2 separate regions of the Mus musculus genome follow, and region 2 is linked to region 1. Evidence: chromatin contacts called from ENCODE Hi-C data. All regions are on one chromosome and are shown on one strand. Each heading gives the region's core, a stretch centred on a gene start or an enhancer-like site at or near the end of the contact. The rest is flanking DNA. Distances are from core to core; before and after follow the strand shown.

Region 1 (6,623 bases), core at 1,534-4,033:
GCTGGCCTCGAACTCAGAAATCTGCCTGCCTCTGCCTCCCAAGTGCTGGGATTAAGGGCGTGAGCCACCACTGTCTGGCTGGATATTTAATTTTTGCCATGCAGACATAACATAGATGTGTTTTTATTTAATAGATCATTAATTCTGCTCCCGGACATTGTTCCCCTCTGCACAAGCAAATGCTTTCTAAAAGAGAAAAAAATAGAAAAATGCATTTTAAAAAGATCATTAGAGCCTTGCAGCAGTGGCACACACCCTTAATCCCAGCACTTAGGAGGCAGAGACAGGCGGATTTCTGAGTTTGAGGCCAGCCTGGTCTAGAGTGAGTTCCAGGACAGCCAGGGCTATACAGAGAAACCCTGTCTCAAAAACCGAAAAAATTAAAAAAAAATCATTAGACTAACTGACACTGTTATGAATGTCCCAATTAGATAATCTAGAGAGGAAACCCCTTTTCCTTTTGTTTTCTTACTTAGCGTTCAGTTTCATTCCAACACTTTCCATGTTGTACCCTTATTTGCTCAGTCACACCACCACTCCCTCATCCCCTGCCCTGGATGTAGACATACTCATTCCCAGGTGAGGGAGATGAAGTGACTTTCTTTCTTATGCTCATCACCTTTCTTTTTCCCATTTCCCTTCTATTTTTATGTTGTGTGTGTGTTTTTAAAACTAGATTACACACATTAGAGAAAATATGCAAAATTTGTCTCTCTGGGTCTAGCTTCAGGGAATACTCTATATATTAACAATTTACTTCTAAAAACTAAAAACAATGAGGACAGATGCAGTGGTACACACCTTTCTTTAATTCCAGCACTGGGGGAAAGGGAGTTGGGCAAATGCAGGAAGATTTGAGTTCGAGGCCAGGCTGGTTTACAGGACAGCCAGGACAATATTGGAAGACTATGACTCAAAAAACAAACGAACCAACCAACCAACCAAAAAAAGAAAAATGTATTTACAAACAGCGTTAGATTTTGATGTGTTCCCCTCACCGAGTCCTAAAGAAGTGGGTTTGGAGTAAAAGAGGAGTAACAACAGACCATTGCAGTTTCCTGAAAGGCAACTGTTAGCTGCGGAAAGTAACTGCTAATGTCCCTCTTAGGGGATCAGAAAACTCCTTTTTCTTGCTGAGCTAATATGATCATGTGTTATCTTTACATTCTAATCTCACAAAAGATCTAAGACTTTAAGGCATGCTCTTGTCTAAAGCTTGAACTGTGTTGTAACCCATTCCCCCAAATTCCTTATCTTTTGAGATAAAAATCAAGGTACATGCTTGGCGAAGTTTCATAGCGCTGACTCTGAAATACAGAACTCTAACTGCATTTTCAAACATTTACAAACACCGCTAGTGGCTTTTTCCTGGTGTCGTTTAAAGAATAATTAAAGTGAAAACCTTTAGCACTCAAGCTCAATTTAAAGCCTCCAAACGGTGGGTGATTTTTATCTTCACGATCGGAAGTGATCCAAGTTCCAGCTCTGCAGAAAACTCTCTTTTAAAGTACGAACTTTTACGACCTTAGTTAAAATAAGGCAACTTTTCACCATTTCTGCCTTTGCTGATCGGACTCTCGACAAATTTTCTCCGAGACGAGCAACCCAGAACTCGTTTTTCAGAACCTGCAGAAGGGACCCAAGCCACCTCAAGGTAAAAAGAGAGAGCGGTACAAACAAGGCAAAGTCTTTGAGCGAACGGCAGCGCTACCTCGGTCCGGGCAGATTCGGGGCTCCCGAGCGACGGTCGGGAGATCCTCCCTTCTCAGCGAGCTCTCCATCAGCCGCGCCGAAAAGACCTCTGACCTCCAAATGAAGGTCCGCTCGGTGACCCCACCCCGACGGCTTCTGTCCGCGTCTTTGATTGGTTTGTTCCGGGATCTCTCAGTTTAGCGCGCCCAATGGGAGCTCGGCCTGGACCTAGGCACCCCGCCCCGCGCCCCCGCTCCGGGGAGCGGCGGAGAGTAAATACAACAGGAGCGCAAAATGGCGGAACCGCCGAACCCAGCTCGCGGCGCCGTGGCTCTCCTCTCTGAGAAGGAAGCATCTGGCAAAGTACAGCCTTCCTCGCGGGAGCCGCCGGGCTCTATGTCTGCCAAGAAGGTTCGCACCGAGGAGAAGAAGGCGCCGCGGAGAGTGAACGGGGAGGGGGGCAGCGGCGGGAACGGCGGGCAGCTGCAGCCCCAGAGCTTCGGCAGCCCGGCGGCGTGGAGCTTCGCGGCTCGGCCCGCCGCCTCCTCCTCGTCCACCTCTCGGAGCTGTTACTCTTTCTCCGCCAGCCCGAGCGTCTCCTCAGCCTCCGCTTCCTCGTCTCAGCCGCTGCCGCGCAAACTGCTGGTCACTCCCTCGCTGCTGCACGCTCAGCCTCACCGCGTCCTGCTCCCGCCCGTCGCTCCGCCGGCCGCCGCCAAGCCGCGCAGACCCAAGGAGAAGCGCGAGAAGGAGAAGCGGAGGCAGCACGGCCTCGGCGCCGCCGCCCGGGATGAGAACGGCGAGGCGAAGCCGCTGCCGCGAGGTGGGTGCCGCGCGGGGGAGGGGAGCGCCGGCGGCCGGCGGGGCTGCAGCCTTCCGCGGGGCCAGAAGTAAATGGAGCCTGGAGTTTCGGTCGCCGACCGGGGGGATGGCTGAAACTCCTGGTTTTCGGTGTCGGTTTCGCCTTCCAGTTAACGCGCAGCAGGACGCGCGTGAAGGAGTGGGTCTAGAGGACCCCGCTCCCCGGTGTGTTTTTGGCTGGGGAGGCAGAAGAGAACAGGTCTTTTAAAGATTACGAAAGGGATCGGACTGGATCGCAGGAAATTCATGTTTGCGACGCAGCTTCCAACGCCAGAATATCCTGTCCAAAAAAAAAAAAAAAAAAAAGTGGGTGGTCGGGTGTATTGGCGGAAGCTGGAAGCTCCCAGGGACCACGGGGACCAGGATGTTTCATCCCTACTAGGGAGATGAGGTCGTGCGCAGGGCACCAAGTGTGCGGTTTCTGAGGTGCCCACATTCCATATTGTTAAAGTGTTTTGCGTGGTCCTGTTTTAAATACTACCCTTCAGAAGCTTTCAGCCATATTCTTTTTTTTTTTTTTTCTTCTTTCTTTCTCGTTCAGCAAATGATAAAATCGGATGTTTTGACGTCTTTTGGCCAGATCAAGTGGCTTCAGAGTGTTTCTGCCGGGGGTGGGGTGGGGTGGGGGGGGGGAATTCCCAACTGTTTTTCAGTTTTCTTTTGTAATGTAAGCTAGCAGAGTTTTCCGTATTTTCTTTAAAATGAGGGGTCATTCTAGTCATCTGTGGATATGTAGAGATCTGACTAATACAAAGTGGATATGGGTTGGAAAGTAGATCTTTAGGTGATCACGAGGTTATATAAATATACGTTGTCATTGTCACACATTGTTGTGAAGTATTCCGTTCTGTTTTGGAATGCTGGTGAAATGCCAGTAACCTTGCTGATCTAATGGTACCTTAGATCTTGAAAAATTATCTGAATAGAAAAGTTCATCATTCACAATGTAAAAGAATGCTAACATCTAAGCCAAGCTAATGGTTCGGTGTACCCTTGTTCCCAGTGTAACGCTCTCCTAGGGAGTTGGAGCATTGCCTTAGGAATGCTTTGAGGATGAAATTTAGTTTCCTTCTGCTTAGGAGTTCTAGATGGTTAGTATTTTAAATCTCTATGTTGCAGTGGTTAAATATAAGATTTAAGTTATAAAATGCTGCAGAGTCTGTCCATGTGCAGTTTGGTATCATTCTTCCTTGGGTAAGCTGCGCTTTTGCTTTTCCTGAGTTCTCTGCAGAAGTGAGTGTAGGTATTACATTGTTGGAGTTTTTGAGTGGTGATAGTACCGGCCTAAAATGTGAGATATATCGATATATCTATATGACTTAGTGAGATGTCTGTTAATGGTGATTTTTTACAGTCTTAACTAACATTTAAAATCTATTTGGGAAGGTTAAAATGGAAAGATCAATTTTGTTTTGCCCAAATCCAAGGTTATTTCCCCATGACTTAGAAAGTCTGTAAAGCTAATTGACCATGTTCGTGAGGCAGAATAAAGACAAGATGCAGAACTGAAAGGAAAAAAAAAATCCGTTTGGGAACGTTAAGATGGTTCAGGCACTTACTGTGTAGCTTGACCACCTGATTTTAATTCCCAGGGTCCCTAAGATGGGGAGAATCAGCTCTCCATATGTTGTCCTCTGATCTCCATAGGTCAGCTGTGACACTAGTGTGCCCTTCCAATAAATGTAGTAATCCCTCAGACTTAAACAGTGATAGTCTTTACATCAAGATGTGGGGAAGAGAGTTCCCATGACCTATATGGGATGATTAGATGTTGATGTTTTGTCTTCAAGACAGGGTCTCTTGTATAGCCCCGGTTGTCCTAGAATCACTATGTAGACTGGGGTGACTTCAGAGGATCTGCCTGCCCTCCTGAGTGCTGGGATTTGCAAAGGCATGGGCCACCACACCTGGCTGTATATTCACCACTAACTTTAAATACTTTTATTTTCTTTTGGACAGAAGGACAGAAACACTTATTTTATTGAGAAAAGATTAAATTTAAAAAGATAGCTTTTCATTATTTTGTTGGACTCTAGAGTTTGAGTTTAACTGAATTTGGGTCCTGCTTTAACAAAAAAGTGGTAGCAAAGTATCAGGGTCTAGGTGCGTTTGTTTTACAGGTGCAGTTCAAGTATACACATACTGATTTACAGGACAGTGTTTATTTTCTGTGCATTATATACAGATCTTCCAGAGTGGATGACAGGTGATTAGTTTTTCTTTTTTTTTTTTAAAGATTTACTTATTTTTATTTGAGTACATAGTCGCTATCTTCAGACACACCAGAAGAGGGCGTCAGATCACATTACAGATGGTTGTGAGCCATCATGTGGTTGCTGGGAATTGAACTCAGGACCTCTGGAAGAGCAGTCAGGGCTCTTAACCTCTAAGGCATCTCTCCAGCCCCCAGGTGATTAGTGTTTGAAGTATATACTTTTTAAATGACTCTCTAAGTTGGCTGTCATAGCTCAGTAACTCCTTGATTACCCAGAGCTCATTGATTGAATGGACTTAGTATCAGAAATCAGGTATAAAGACATTTAAGAAAAGTAGATTGTAGTTCTGCATCTCTAAACATTTGCTCTTGTATTTTGTTGTTGTTTGTTTGTTTGTTTGTTTGTTTTTCGAGACAGGGTTTCTCTGTATAGCCCTGGCTGTCCTGGAACTCACTTTGTAGACCAGGCTGGCCTCGAACTCAGAAATCCGCCTGCCTCTGCCTCCCAAGTGCTGGGATTAAAGGCGTTTGCCACCATGCCTGGCTCATATAAGGGTCCAAAGAATCCTTAGAAATGGCCTTTGTCGTTTGTCTTCATTTATTATGTTTGTAGTTCTGGCTGGCCAACTCACCATGTAGAACAATCTGGCTTCAGTCTGTGATCCTTGTGCCTCAACCTCTTCAGTGCTGGGATTACAGGTGTGAGCCACTACATCTGGTTAGATCTTTTTCCACTGGCAATCAACTTAACAGAAAACATTCAGATAAAATAAACATGTATTTGAAACAACCTGAAACAACATTGAGTGAATGTTGAATCTGAAGCATGTTTATTTATTACATATATAACCCAACAATAAATTAAAGGCGAGTCAATTGTAACCCACCTTTAAAGCTAGCAGGGATCAATGAGCAGGTCAAACAATGTTCCAAGTCTAGGCTCCTGAGTACAGAGCTAGTGTGTTATGCACCTATAATCTCCAAGGCTGCCTGCTGATAGCTGTTATGTAGAATTTTTCAGGTTTTAAATTAAAGAGTGTTGTGTAGTTCAGGCTGGCCCTGAATCAGCTGTGTTCTGTTCCCTGAGAGTCCTGACTGCTGAGATTGCAGACAAGGGCCACCATGCCTGACTGATTTTTTTTTTTTCCCCCTTGTGACAAGGTTTCTCTGTGTAGACTTGTAACCCTGGCTGTCTTAGAACTCATTCTTCAGACCAGGCTGGCCTCGAACTCAGAGATCTGTTAAAAGGTGTGTCCACCTGGCTTCTGACTGGGTTTTTTAAATTACAAAGTAACCAGAGAAGTTAGTAAATTTTTCTGTAACAGCAAATAAGTTTTGATTTGAAAAGTATAGAGCTGGGCATGATGACGCATGTTGTAATCTGAGCATTTGACAGGGAGCTAGAGAGTTTGGGGCCGTAGGCCAGGCTGAGCTATCTAGTGAGACTCTTTCCTTTAAAAAAGAAAAGTGGAAGGGGCTGGAGAGATGGCTCAAGGGATAAGAGCACTGACTGCTCCTCCAGAGGTCCTGAGTTCAATTCCCAGCAACCACATGGTGGCTTACAACAAACCATCTGTAATGGGATCCGATGCCCTCTTCTGGTGTGTCTGAAGACAGTGACCCTGTACTCACATACATAAAATATATAAATCTTTAAAGAAAAAGTGGAATGTAAAACTGCAGTACTGTAGGTATTATGCAGTTTCATACATTTCAGTAATGAATAGTTTTTGTGCGTTTCTGTGTGTTTGTGTGGTTGGTGTGGGTGGTGCAATTTGCATGGTGCATTCTTGTGGTGCGTGCCTGTGTAGAGGCCAGAGCAGGACTTTGGTCTTCTATTGTTACCTACGTCAGT
Region 2 (6,194 bases), core at 1,975-4,474, 2.9 Mb before region 1:
GTTTACTCACTGTCAGGTAACTGCACTGGCTTTTCCTGGGGGGGGGGGGGGAACCTAGAGATAAGAAACAATCATTTATTAGAGATGAGAGACCAGTGGGCCTCGGGGTAGGGCTAGGGCCCTAGAGCGAGATTCCTGCATTGGAGATGGGTAGTGTCTGCCAGTTGGATGAAGATCTGGTGAGACTGTGGCCACCACCCCACCCCCACCAGACCATAGTTGCCAAGTTTACTCTGCTCATGCCTGGGAGCGCCACAGCGCATCATCGTGGACAATGTAAAGCTCTTTCACTCCATATATTCAAGACTCTTACTTGGAATTATGAGTTCTCTGAAAACATTAACTTTTTGCTTCATTTCTCTACAGAGCATTTGAACATAATGAGGCATTGACATGGTAGTTTAAATCACATAGGCTATTTGCTCATTCCAGCTACAGCTAGAGTACACATGGTGGGTATTAAGCCAGGACACCAAAAGGATCCTACCATACAACTCACTCTCCTGGGAGGACTAGATCTCTCAACTATGTGTTGGACAATTCTGAGCTGCCAAAGTTTAGGGCTCAGCAATTAGGAGCCCTGGCTGCCTGCTCTTCTTGGAGTTAGGTTCAATTCCTAGCAACCAAGTGTAACTCCAATTCCAGGGGGATTTGATGCCCTCTTCTGGCCTCCACGGGCACTGCACACACATGGTACAGACATGCAGGCAAAACATATAAAAAAGTTTTATAAATAAAACTAAAATTTTCAAAAAAAATTTCTTGATGCCCTCTTCTGGCCTCCAGGGGCACTGCACACATATGGAACAGACATGCAAGCAAACATAAAAGTAAAAATTTTATAAATAAAGCCAATTTTTTCAAAAGATCTTTTATGTTAACATTGTGACATGTTTCAGAGTAGGGCTGACGCATAGAAAACTAAATAATGGAACTTCGTTCTACAGACACAAAATTCTCATGCTCTCTATATACAATGAGAATGCCTCAGAATTCACCCGTTCCCGATATGAAGGGGAACAGGTAACCTAAAACCTTGACTCTACACACAGATGCCTACCTTCTCTTCTAGAAGTCGGACCAGTTCATCTCAAGCTCCAGAGCTGCAGAAGGAACACCAGAGGTAAGTACATCTGCAACCATTACTTAATAAATAAAGCAACACACCCATGTGTGGACTATGTTGACATTAACCATCTTTTAGTATAAATAGAACACTTAATGTACTACCCAGTACATTGGGTGGATCTACTCAGAAATGTTTGAACACAACTTGAAATGCAAAGCCATATCACCCTCTAAGTATTAAACATTCACCAACGCTCCCATTTATTACATTTATTATTTTGAGTGTGCACACACGTGTGCTAGCACACACATGAAGGTGCAAGAATAACTCTAGAGAGCTGGCTCTCTCCACCAGGTCCCAGAATCAAAGGTAACGGGCTTGGCACTGCTAAGCCCTCTCACTCCATTCTCCAACCCCTCATCTACTTTAAAAAGACATGGGGTGACTGCATTAAATTCCTGCCTGTTCTATTGGCCTCAGGTAAATCCTTTAACCCATCACAGCAGCGTATCCAGTCAGGTTAGAGTTCTCATCCTTGGCCAAGAACTGTTCCTGGAATTATGCCTGGAAAGCCAAACTTGCCATCTAACACATACCTTGAATTCATGATCATCCTGGACACAGCACTCATCTGCTCAAAAGAAAAAAGAACCAGCACTGTTACAAGCAGCAGCCACAGCTTCCTTCAGAAAGGACCTTCCTGGTGGCTCCTAGCTGCATCTGGTGATGGAAGGCCTGCCTCTGACTAGCATTTATTCCTGCACAGAGCTCTAATCTTCATACTGCTGACAGCTGGGAGTCCATTTTATTCCCTCTGGGCCATCTTTCCCACTATTTCCACCCCAGAAGCAAAAACTCTTAATGTTTAGAAGCAAATAGTACTGCAGGTAATAGCAGTACTCTTCCTTTAAGAAAGTGAAACATTTTCTCTGATTTCAAAACCAGAAGCAGCGTCAGATGTGTCTCCTGAGCCTGAATGAGGAAGGGAAAAATAACTCCTTACCTTAGAAGGTGGCTCATGCTGCCCTTCACTCTCGAAGGGGCTCAACAGAACCCTAACCTCTAACGGAAAGAAAACTACAACACAGGGAACTTGTTTACAAGAGCCCACAAGCCTATTTTTCCTCTAAAATGTCCTTTACCAGGCACAGTGGCTTATGTCCATAAATGCCAATACTTAGGGTCCTAGAGCACAAATATTCTCTGGGCCAGTATGACAATCTGTCTCAATAATCTAATAATCTTTTAAAAAGATTTATTTCTTCTATATGAGTGCACTGTTGCTATCTCCAGACAACACCAGAGGAGGGCATCAGATCTCATTACAGATGGTTGTGAGCCACCATGTGGTTGCTGAGAATTTAACTCGGGAACTCTAGAAGAGCTGTCAGTACTCTTAACCACTGAGTCATCTCTCCAACCATGATATTTACTTTTAATTGGTGTCTCAATCAGTCACCTCTTAAACAGGGAGGACTCCTGGGTGCTCGCTAAACACCTATACCCGGTCTTAGGAATTCCAAATCACGATTCCTAAATCATTGCTTATAAGTCACCTTGCTTAAGTGCTAATCCAGTGGCTCAGATTTCTCCCAGGACCCAAAACCCAGACAGGCTGGGTCTGTGTCAGCAGTAGGGTAATCCAGGTCCTGTAGGCAGAGGTCCCTGCTGGACTCGGTTGCAGGTATCCGCCTGAATATACCCTCAAACCTTAAAACAAATGAGCACAAAACAAAAAGCCCAGCCTTTGTGCCAAGCAGCAATTAAAGGACACGTGCGGCGGCGAGGACGCGCCTGCGTGGGCGAAATCACCCCTGCCCTTGCTGACACTGGGATTATCCTGCCTCCTGCTACTTTCCGAGCTCTGATCTCATTCGCTTCCTAAATAGTCGATGTCCCCGTCATCGGAGTCCTGGGCGGGCGGGAAGCCCCGAGTGTGCCCAGGACCCGGGCTGTCCGGACGCCGCGCCTCCATCCGAGAGGGGACAAATCCGGGCAGCGCAAGGCTGATCGCCTGTCCCACACAGAAGGGACGCGTATGGGCAGGGACCCGCGCCACGGGCGAGCGCCGTGAAAATCGCCAAGACCACGTGGCGTGGTCCTGGGACTCGCAATGGGGAGAGTACTTACCAGGAGCGCGCCGCGGCGGAAGAGCTGGGCGCCAGGGCGGGACCGAGTTTAAAACCGACCGGACATTGAGCACCGGGGCTCAGCCAACCAGAGTGGCCCAGCGCCCCTCCTGCCCGCCCCTTCCCCCGTTCCCGCCTGACTCCAGCGCCGGCCCTCACGCGCCCCCTGGCGGCACCAGAGCCACTGGCCCCGCCCGCTTCCCCAAAAAGACTTAAACTATGTCTGTCTGTGATATTTGCATGTGCTCAAAATGCCAGACATAGGTGTCAGCTTCCCTGGAGCTGGACTCACAGACAGCTGTGAGCCTCCTAAATTGAATGCTGGGAACTAAATTCAGGTCCTCTACAAGAACAGAACACTGTTTAAGCGGCAAACCATCTCTCTAGCCATGTAAAAACAAAACGTAAACCAACCAAACAGACCAAAACATCCGCCATTAAATTCCTGCTACATCCTGCCACAAGTAAGCCACCTTTTATTTCTCCTTATAGCAACAGCCCTCAAAAGAGTTGCCTACTCTTTGTGTGCTCTTGGTATGTTAAGCGTCACAGGCCACTGAGGAACTGAAAAGTAAGACACCACCATGGTACCACTTACACACTTATCAAAACGCCTGCACCCCAGACCCCACTCATCCATTGCTTGTGGGAACGCAAGAGGAGAATTCAGAAGACAGTGGTGTAAGAAGGAACCAACTGAAGCCATTTGGAACAGGCCTTAACTCAAAGTTTAAGTTCCCAAGACCTCCCTGGGTAACTGACTTCCTGCTTGGTGAGTAGAAGCATGGATGCTAGGTGAGTGCACTTCAACATGAACGCTGCAGTTGAGTCCTGTAGGAACAGAGTAAGTGCACCACAAAGACGTGCTCTTAAGGAAGTCCCCTACCCCTAAGTCCTGATTGGTGGGATAACTTAGCACAGACGTTTATGGATTTCAAGCTTAAAAGCCCCGTACCATTCTGGCTTGGGGTTGCAGTTCAGTTCCTGAGTCTCTTCTATGGCCCTGATTGATCAGCAGCAGCCCGAGTGCAATACATCTTTGTCATCTGCTTAAATACTTACTAAGATGTTCGAAGACGCAGTCAGACGGAGTCTGTGCTGCTGTTCCTAACTGGTTGATTTTTGCTGCCTAATTCAAATAAAGATCTTGCTTTGGGGGGACTCTTGAACCTGCTCGGGTTGTTTTGGATTTTTAGACCCCAACACAAGAACATATCTATAGGCACCTTAAACTGTTTCTCTATTTGTTTCTCAGTATGTGTACGTGAGTGTCTTTGTGTTTGTGCTCGTGTTGCCCATGCACGTGGAGGTCACAGGTTGGTGTTTCTTTCCCTCAATTATTCTCCACATTATTTTTTGAGACAAGTTCTATCACTGGGCGTCACTGACTCAGCTAGACTCTTCACTAGTCCTCCCCGCCCTGCAGAGGTCTCTGCAGCCTGCATGGGCATCAGAGAGAGGAGCCTTGGGAGGTGAGGATACAAGGCAGGTCAGCTCCACAGGGCTCAGTGGTCAGCGCTGACAAAACTTTGGCAGTCAGACCTCAGTTATTTATTTTAGGTATACTTAAGCACAGCACAGTGTGGCCAAAACTATCCTTGTGATGGTTTGTTGCATTCGTCCTCGACCAGCCCGAACGACAAGACCACCAGTTCTTCTAACAGCAGTTTATTCGGCAACCTTCAGTCTTCATCTCTCTCCCTCTTCATCTCTCTCCCCCAACCCCGGGCCTCTCACTCTTATATACTCTCAGCCCGCATCCACTCACGGCAGGCCACGTCACCTCACCAGGCACAAGGCTTCAGCCAATCAGGGCGGCAGGGGCGCGTCTCCACCAAATATAGATTTGTTTACACCACCAGCTCTGCATCCGGCAGGCACCATCTTTAAGGTGCCGCTCAGGCAGCCTAAGGGGGAGGCTACAGCCTCCTACAATGGTTACCTCAATCCCACATGCACAGGAAGCATACCTAGGTCAGTCTCTCTGTCTCCCTTCTCCCTCCCCTCCTCTCCCTCCTTCTGAAAGACCCACAACGTGAGGACTCCCCCACGTTCTGACTCAGGAGAGGCAACACCCCAAAATCACTCACAAGAAACGGTCTTGCTGCAAACTGCAAGAGGATTTTTATTCAAGAGCGCTCTCAGGCCCACGGTCATACACCATGCAGGGGTAGAGGACCGTGGGGCGCCGAGTAGCTGGATAAGGGGGTATTTAAAGGAAGAAACCACAACTCAAGGAGGTGGGGAGGGCGTTGTTGGAAAATACCAAAAATACCAGTTAAGAGTCACAAGGAAGTGCAAAGTCACAAGAGTCACGAGGAATACCTGGTAATTGTGAGGGTTATTTCTCAAGACAGTTTCTAAGAGCCCCTAACAATAGCACATTCTTTGAATGAACACTCTTTGAACCCAGGAAGCGGGTGGGTGGAGGAATGTTGCTATCTGTTTTATGACCAGCACACCTTGAAGCACTGAGCCACAAAGGCCACACTCCAAACCTGGGCCCAAAGGCCTAGAATTTTGTTTTTACGTTTTACTCTTTCACTTCCTCCACCCCCTACCCCTCTCTGGCTTTTCAAGACAAAGTTTCTCTGTGTTTCCCTGGCTGTTCTGGTACTCAAACTCAGAGCTCTTCCTGCCTCTGCCTCCTGAGTGCTGGGAGTAAAGGCGTGGGCCACTGCAGGGCCATACCTCAATCTCTTTGTGGAACATAGACAGATCAAATGTGACTACAGCAAATCTCTTTGTAAAGTACATGTGACACCTTCCATAACAGGAGGTTTTGTTGCTTGCCTGAGGGAAAACAAGAATGGGTCTGGAGGAGCGTCCAGCACCAGAAAGTCTTCAGCCACCCAGATTGTACAGAGGTCACCAAGCTAGAAAGTATGTCTGCTCAAGGCTTCTGGGAGGAAAACAGGTTTGATTTTACATTCCTTCTCTTGAAGAACCAAGCCTGTGTGGTTACCATCCCAGGCTCTCCTAGTGCATGCCTATGA

Evidence for each region. A loop is a pair of places that touch in the nucleus more often than their neighbours do.
Region 2: a map of T-helper 2 cell shows a loop between it and region 1 (7-fold over the local background). The contact joins the promoter of 2700038G22Rik here to the promoter of A630072M18Rik in region 1. A Hi-C loop is called at or near these places in 2 of 37 maps with a recorded cell type or tissue (T-helper 17 cell and T-helper 2 cell).

Annotation. Positions count from the first base shown.
Region 1 is chr5:20,947,149-20,953,771 of GRCm38, reverse strand. A630072M18Rik (RIKEN cDNA A630072M18 gene) reads right to left here and starts at 2,783. Exons shown (of 1, transcript NR_030699.1): 1 at 1-2,783. Rsbn1l (round spermatid basic protein 1-like) reads left to right here and starts at 1,950. Exons shown (of 8, transcript NM_001080977.1): 1 at 1,950-2,515. The coding sequence starts at 1,987.
Region 2 is chr5:23,847,627-23,853,820 of GRCm38, reverse strand. 2700038G22Rik (RIKEN cDNA 2700038G22 gene) reads right to left here and starts at 3,224. Exons shown (of 4, transcript NR_045042.1): 1 at 3,200-3,224; 2 at 1,666-1,700; 3 at 1,061-1,103; 4 at 1-35. It overlaps Gm42228 (a long non-coding RNA gene), which reads left to right and starts at 782. Exons shown (of 2, transcript XR_880875.3): 1 at 782-1,123; 2 at 3,691-4,367. Snord93 (small nucleolar RNA, C/D box 93) reads right to left here and starts at 1,588; the gene lies at 1,544-1,588.